3 separate regions of the Homo sapiens genome follow, and regions 2 and 3 are each linked to region 1. Evidence: read pairs that join two places in POLR2A ChIA-PET (ENCODE). Cell type or tissue: Panc1. All regions are shown on one strand.

Region 1 (2,500 bases):
TGCTCCCTAGTGATGCTGATGCTGCTGGGCTGTGGGCCATGGTGAGGCTAGCGTTTAGGTCAAGGAAACAAGCATCTTCAGAGGATGTCCTCCAGGAGCCCAGGCAACAGTTAGAAGGTCAATGGAAAATTCTCTGGCTGCAGCTGATCTTTTCTGCTTCCCTTTAGAGCAGGGAATCTCAACAGCACTGTTGACATTTGGGGCCCAGATCATCCTATTTGGGGAAGCAGGGAGATGGAGGGGGTGGAGGTGTCCCGTGCATTGGGAGAAATTTAGCAGCATTCCTGGCCTCTATGCGCTGGATGCTGGTAGCACCCGGCAGTTGTGACAATCAAAAATGTCCTCAGACACTTCCAGGTGTCCCTTGCAGAGCAAAATTGCTTCCGGTTGAGAGCCAGAGGGTTAGAAGGAGAATTATGTGTCTTCCCTCCCCGCTTGCTGCCACCTCCACCTCTTGTCTTCTAGAACCATGAGGCAGAAATGACTTAAGTCTGATATGCTTGGAACGCAACACTCTTTTCGCTATTTCTGTCTTTAGAAATGTTGAGAAAGTGTTTGCCTTTATTTGACGGCCTGATTACTTTAAGGTGTCCTCGGCATAGACCAGTGAGCGCCTTGGCCCTATTTGCTGACAGTTTTAATAGAACAGCAGGGAAAGTCCTTTCCAAGAAAGTGTTGGCTACGTAGCCTAACGTCATTTTAAGTCATCACCATACACCCACCAAACCTCTGAGATAAAATGGAAACTCCATCATCTCTTGCCAGGGTAATGGTGTTAGTAATTCACTAGTGACCTCTAAGAATTTCTCTGTGCATTCACTGCCACATTTAACTTTTGTTACACGGCCTCCAAAATGTTTTCCAGCCACAAGGTCAGTCCATTGACAATCTCAAAAATCCTGACAAGGGGACAGATGGGTTTAGTTTTTGCCTTTGTGATGGTTAGTTCTGCTTAATGTGTTGAGAAAACATCTGAAGGTTTTAACCCTGGCTGGAGTCGTGAGACGGAGGCATGTTTAATGGAATAGCACACGATCGTCCTCTCATGGTGAGTCCACGTTGGAGGGCCCAAAGACCCATGTTGTACAATCGGTTCAACTTTTTCTGAAAGCCAAAGAAAACCTACCTCCAAACAGGATTTAGTCTCAAGCTAGAGCAAAAATGTACATCATGTTGAAAAGTCTTCTCCAAGTGCTACAATTCATAAGCAGTGTTGTGTTTTTACTGGAAAAGCTTGCCATCTAGCCAAGCATTCTTCACATTTTTCCCAGGATTTAGTCATAAAATCATTTTAGACATATTGCAAGGATAAAATGTGTACATATCTGATAAAAGGCAGGGATTTTTTTCTTCTTTTTTGCTGTATAACTCCTGGAGGAGGCGAAAAACAAACTAGACACACACATACACACTCACAAAACACACGTATTTGTGCATATGTATGTGTATATAGAGAGTGCACACATGTTCATATATATACGTGTATATGTGTATGTATATAGTTTGTTTTCCCCCTCATGAAATGTGTGTGTGTGTAAAATAAACTCTATACACATATACATATATATTATTTTCACCATTAAGTGCAAGAACTTGGATTCTTTATTCACGATTACTTCTATTTGAATTTAAATTAGATGCCTTAGGCTTCTCTTTGGGTTTGAATAACTTAGACACAAAGTATAAAACACTTCCTAATGATGCCCACCTGCCTAGGACATCTTTAGGAATTCAGGTGGAAGTGTGTTTGCATTTGATTTATCTAAGACGTTGCAGCAGTGGGGATGTAATTTCTGCCTTTGGGCAGGAAGGGAGCTTAGATGGTGGAGTTCGTATTTGTAAACGTAGATGTGGGTGCCTCAAAGTTGGCTGCGTTGCTAACTAAAGGAAGGAGAGAAGTGAGCCCAGATGTTGACCTTTTGAAAAAAAAGTCCCATTTTCATGACAGATTGGCATAAAAGCAATAACCTGTGGTAAAGTCTAAAGAATACAAGATTTGGATTTCTGGATTTGAGTCCTGTCTATGCAACTTACTAGATATGTGGCCTTGGACAGATCACCTAATCTCACCTGTCAAACAGGGACAATGAAACTCAACATAGCAATGGTTGCGAGGAGTTAATGAGGTAATCCGTCAAATTCTGTGGCCGTGGTGAAGGATGATACAAATATCCAGTGGCGTTTTTGTTCTTGAAGATAGTATTCTTGTGTGAGTTCTTGCCAACACACATACAATTACATTTCTGAGTCAGACTGATTTCAGTAGCAGATAAACAGAGGGAGTAAATCAGCAATAGATTAGTTGGAAACTCTGGACAGCAATGATTTGGTGGCATATGGCTTGGTGGTATGTACCTGCACATGTAATCATGGAAAGTTGACTATTCCTACTGTTCTCCCCTAGTTCTATTTCACTTAAGAAAAAGTTGGAATGGATACCAGCAGTGTGCTGATAAAAGTTTAGCTACTACTGGCGGCCGGGCACAGTGGCACTTTGAGA
Region 2 (2,500 bases), 300 kb before region 1:
CAGATCGCCAGTTTGACCAGCATGGAGGAGAACAAGGAAGGGCCGGTCCTGGAAGACCCCAGGATTTTTTTAATTGGGAAAGCATTATTTGAGTTTTCTCTGCTGCAAAGCACAAACTGCCTACCACATGTGTTTCATAAAAATGTCACTGAAAAGGAGAGTGAGAATACAGAGTAAGCTTCCATGGCTTAATAATAGTTTATTTTGTGACTTGGAATAGCTTTTCTTTTCATTCAGCGGATCATTTTAGGTGTCATTCAGTTTATTTTAAGTAGTGTGTTTCATCCTGAGCGGATTAAGAATTTTATTTTTTAAAACTCTGTACTGTGTTGCTTCCTACTGGGAAATTTACATTAAAAAAATGTTCGTGAGCAAAATCTATTTGGTCAAAAAGAATGGCCCACGATTATCACTGAATTTGGGATGTTTTTCTTCTAAGGGACACAGTTGATTCTTACTCAGAATCATGCGAGTCTGACATTTCATTTGGGGAAGTCTGAGGAAGTTGGTGAGGTCTTACGTTAATAAAAACAAGTGCTTCTTTTTCTTCTTATCACCTTTCAGTGTCTGCTCTGCTGGCTCATGCAGTGTAGGTTGGCTTACCTCTCCCTGGAAGTCACATTGTCCTTCAGAACTCTTTTTACTATGACCCACAAACAGTTTTCAGACCTCACTCTGATGAGTCAAAGGTAAAGCTGTGAATAAACAGATGGTGAAACAACATTTGCAGTTCTCTGACTTCAGTCCTCCCTGAAACCCACTTGGAATCTAGCTCTGAATTCAGCCGGACATGTTTGTTCTTCCCTTTTCCCATCCTCACCTACTCCTAACCTTCAGTGTTCTCTTTACCTTTTATTTTTATTTTTGTCATTTTAGTAGTAAATGACAGGGACATAGTTACTCAATTTGTAAAACATTGAATGGTGAGGTCAAAGATTCTATGACGAGCTTGAGATTTCTAACAGGTTCAGATGGATGACAGCAACATTTTGCTGGCTTAATTTTGGAGCTGTTTTTGTAGGTTTTGAAATGCAGTTTAATAGTGAGTAATAGAGAAGTTTCTTTCTGCCGTGGAGCTACTGAACCCTTGAAAGTAACATGCTGGCACATACAGATGAACTGTAGCCCCACATTTATTCCTTGCTTAGTGGTAAGCTGTACACTGAACAATAGAAAACAAAAGGCTATTTTTCTTTGGAAGAGCAGATACTGATTTCTGGACAAAGTTTATGTTGTACAAGTTAAACATTTTTTATTCTTTTCTGGTTAGATTTTCTGCCTTTTAAAAAATTAGCTTAGTTGAAAAAGCAGGTATTATTAAATACAGTTTATTTTATTGAATTGGACGGACAATCGTAGAATTTTAAAGCTTAAATGGCTTTAATTGAACCTAATGTTCTAATTTTACAGAGGAAACATTTGAGGCTTAGTGCGGTTAAATGACCACTCCTACAACACACAGCCTGTTTGTTTGATGGCTGAGGCTGAAAACCAGACTCCAGACTCCTAATTTAATGCTTTTCCTTCATTGGTCATGTCTTTTTAGCTTCAGTGAAGATCTTTTTTTTTTTTTTTTTTTTAATTTTTGAGGTTATTTAAAAAATACTTTGCCTTGAAAATTTAACATTTCCACTTAATCATTCTCATACTTCAAGAACAGTTTCTCTGTTAACTTTCTGTTTAACTTCTTAAACCATACACTGTGGAAATTATCTGTCTATATGCTGAACAGTCTTTAATGACTGCATGTGTGCCGTAGCTGTTGAGATGTTTTAATCCACTTTAGCAAAAGGTTTATTTGTTTAAGAAAAGTGCAGTGTTGTATTAAGTCTAAGCTTAGAACAATGAAGCATCATCTCCCAGCTACTGGGAGTGAGAATGGGAGGGGCAGGGAGTGGTTGGTACTATGAGCTGCTCTAAAGAAAATTCATTTCAGCTTCCTCACATGTTAATACAATCATATTTCAGTGAAGCCCTTCTTCAGCAACAGTCACTAATGATAGAGTGATGTGTTTAGACTTGAAGGTTCTTTAGGTGCTGTTTAAATGAATAATGAGTGTAGTTAATTCACAATACAGGTGAAAAGTTAACCACAGAGTAGTGGCACTGCTCTTTCTTTCCCCGTCACCTCTGTGCATGATCTCTTGCTGCGCCATTAGAAGGGATGATTAGAATGGGCAAATATTCCCTCCCGGTGCTCCTGGCAATAGGAAAGCACTGTGGGTGAGATATGTCTGCAGAGCAGTGGTATAGTTTCAGGAAGGGACCTCATTCTGCTCTCTGGGGCAAAGCTTCCGGGTGCCTGAGTGGGCCTCTTCCTAGTCGATGGGGCAGCTTGATGGGGTGGCTATTTATTGGTGAAAACAGTATCCATGTCCCATTGGTTATTGGGACTTGATTCCTAATTTGAACTTAGGTGCTGTGAAGAGACTTATGTAACGCTGTTTAATCCATGTTTGGCTTTGTTAGAAGAGTTTAAAATACTCAGAAGGAAGAAATG
Region 3 (2,500 bases), 370 kb before region 1:
TCATCTACCCTGTGTCTCCTCTGTTTCTGTGTCTTCTCTTCTTATGAGGACAACAGTTGCATTGGATTTAGGGTCCACCCTAAAACAGTAAAACCTCATCCTAACTAATTACATCTGCAAAAATGCTACTCCCAAATAAGGCTACACTCATAGTTACTGGGGTTAGGACTTCGATGTATCTTTTGGGGTCACAATTCAACTCATAACAGAGGGCAGTGGAAAGTTACATGAAAAACTGATCAGTGGAGGGGAGTCACATAATTGGAGCATAAACAAAGGAAGCGCAGTTGCACGCTGAAACTGTAAGGGAGGTCAAATGGGTTTGGGAGTAGCAGGAAGTATTCAAGTAAGAGAGCTCCCACTTAGGATACTCTCTCCATCTGTGCTTATGGCCCTGTTTTTTTCGGTTAGAGGTTTAAAAAAATATTGTATAAATAAAAAGAATAAGAAAATAGCACTTCTCTGACTCACACATTGGGCAGAGCCGCAGACTCCTGTGATAATCAAGAAAGACTTCACAGAAGTGTTGATGCTTGAGCCGGATCTCAAAAGCATGAGGATAAAATCTCCATGCAAAAAAAAAAAAAAAAAAAGGAGGGAGGAGAAGAAAGGGCTTTCCATATAGAAGGTATATGCACACGCATAATGTTATTTAAATGATATCTCCTTCACCTCTTTAGGTGGGGAGTAAAGTCTTTAAAAGGCAAGGCTCTTGTTGTCTATTTAACCTGTATTACTCAGACACAGTATTTAAACAATGAAGGGGCAAAAATGTTTCTGGTTTTAATAAATGCACAAATAAGCACATGATAACCTGGAAGAACACTAGGGGCATATATCAGGAGGAGTTAATTATTGGACACATTTGCCAAAGCACAAATATGGAAACCCCACCCTCAGCCAGATCTGGAGAAATCAAAGAGTTGAATGTGGTATAAATTCCTTTGCCCTGATTGCATAAGGAGATCTGCCAACATTTTTCCCTTTGATATATTCCTTTCTGTACAAAGGGTCGAACTGGGTTCTTAAAAACCCAATCATGAACTAAGATATGCAATTCTGAATCACCATTGCGATCTAGGAAAATTAACTCCTCGCTGATCTTCCCAGATAAGCACCCAAGCTTGTTGCCTCCAAGATCTGCATCAGGGTCTGGCTAGTTTCTGTCTTAGAGCAACTCCCCTTTTTTGGCATAAGAATGTACAGGATGCCAGCGAAGTTCACACTGGGTCGTCTAAGTCTCTTTAAAGGCCTGATGATTCATTGCTGGGGGTTGGGGTGAGAAGGTAGTGAGGGGAAAGGAAGTGCTAAGCCAAGGGGCGGAGCAATATAATTATGAAATTGACAGCAGGAAAAGCTAGCCCTGGGAGTGAAGGGTTCACGTGTTCTTACTCCTGGTACTCAAGCTACAACTTTTAAACTGGAATAGGTGTGGGGAGTTAGGAAACATATCCTGTAATTTGATTGGCTCTCAGAGGAAATGCATCCAGTGCCTCATATATTTGTAATAACTATGATGTATCGATTTTCTTAACCCATTTATGGTTGCAATTTTTTGAATTTTTGCAATCAGACCTTGGCGATGACCTCGAGCAGTAGGATATAAATAACTCCCACATGCTTAGCGTTCCGATAATGGAACACTAGGCATAAATATTAACATCTGACAAAGAAGAAAAGCTCTCTCATGACAGTGCAGTTAGCAGAATAAAAATTTGGCTGTAGTGGTATGAGTGAATAATTTGTCTTCTTCTACTTGATTTACTTGTATTCTAGCTGACAGGGTCTTCCATTCTGTGCATTCATTTTGTACTTAAAAAGGGATTGTTTGTAATGTACAGTTTAAGTCTGAGTGCTATTATTCTGCTCTGTCAGAAAGCATCTGTGGCAGTAGCCATCGTTTTATGCCTGTGTCTCAGACACAAAGCAAATCAGTATCTTCAGTCGCCAGTCTTGAGAGCTTCCCAGATCTCCTAGCAGTTAAACTTTGGAGAGGCCTGACAGAGAGGGGTTCTGCAAATATCAAACTGCCTGACAACCCTCACTGAAACCCTGACACAGGCCGTTCCCTTGGTGAATTCTAGTTATTTATGTCAAAAAGCAAAGTTTGCCAATGCATTTTTCTCTAACTCTCCCTCTTCGGGGGTAAACTTGGTAAATTCCTCATAAAATAATTTTCTTAACCTCTGACCCTCATTCAGATCAGCTTCTCCTGGCCAATATTGACTCAAGAAAAATAAAGTAACTAAGAGAGCTTATAGCCACATATTTTAATGTCATCAAGTTAGAACAACAAAGAACACTGCTTCACTCCTTCCATAAAAATTTGATGTTTATTTTTGCAGCCTGTTGTTGCCCATGATCTTATTCCGAAGGCACCCTCAGCTTAACAGGCACAAACCATCAGCTGCCACTACCTTCAGTTCAAAAAATGGTGGTTCTGGCTTTGATTTAAATTTGGAAAATGTATTTCTTTTGAGGAAACAAAATGCCAAGTTGT

Evidence for each region. ChIA-PET counts read pairs that join two places held together with the same protein. Peaks named below come from ENCODE experiments on the same cell type or tissue, not always from the same donor. Only the 100,000 strongest peaks of a DNase experiment are listed, where the experiment ranks them.
Region 2: POLR2A ChIA-PET joins it to region 1 with 14 read pairs; 3 of 35 experiments call an interaction of 5 or more read pairs at or near these places.
Region 3: POLR2A ChIA-PET joins it to region 1 with 15 read pairs; 6 of 35 experiments call an interaction of 5 or more read pairs at or near these places.

Annotation. Positions count from the first base shown.
Region 1 is chr6:16,397,520-16,400,019 of GRCh38, reverse strand. The region is part of intron 6 of ATXN1 (ataxin 1); the gene reads left to right. Among named protein-coding and RNA genes, the nearest start is that of GMPR, 160 kb to the right of the region's middle. In Panc1, no CTCF peak of the experiment used is centred here; no DNase peak of the experiment used is centred here.
Region 2 is chr6:16,697,731-16,700,230 of GRCh38, reverse strand. The region is part of intron 2 of ATXN1 (ataxin 1); the gene reads left to right. Among named protein-coding and RNA genes, the nearest start is that of ATXN1-AS1, 62 kb to the left of the region's middle. In Panc1, no CTCF peak of the experiment used is centred here; no DNase peak of the experiment used is centred here; H3K4me3 peaks cover 712 bases; H3K27ac peaks cover 2,500 bases.
Region 3 is chr6:16,768,071-16,770,570 of GRCh38, reverse strand. LOC124901268 (a long non-coding RNA gene) reads right to left here. Exons shown (of 2, transcript XR_007059480.1): 1 at 1-2,500. Among named protein-coding and RNA genes, the nearest start is that of ATXN1, 7.9 kb to the right of the region's middle. RefSeq lists an enhancer at 1,159-1,453. In Panc1, no CTCF peak of the experiment used is centred here; a DNase peak (open chromatin) is centred at 1,266; H3K4me3 peaks cover 839 bases; H3K27ac peaks cover 2,500 bases.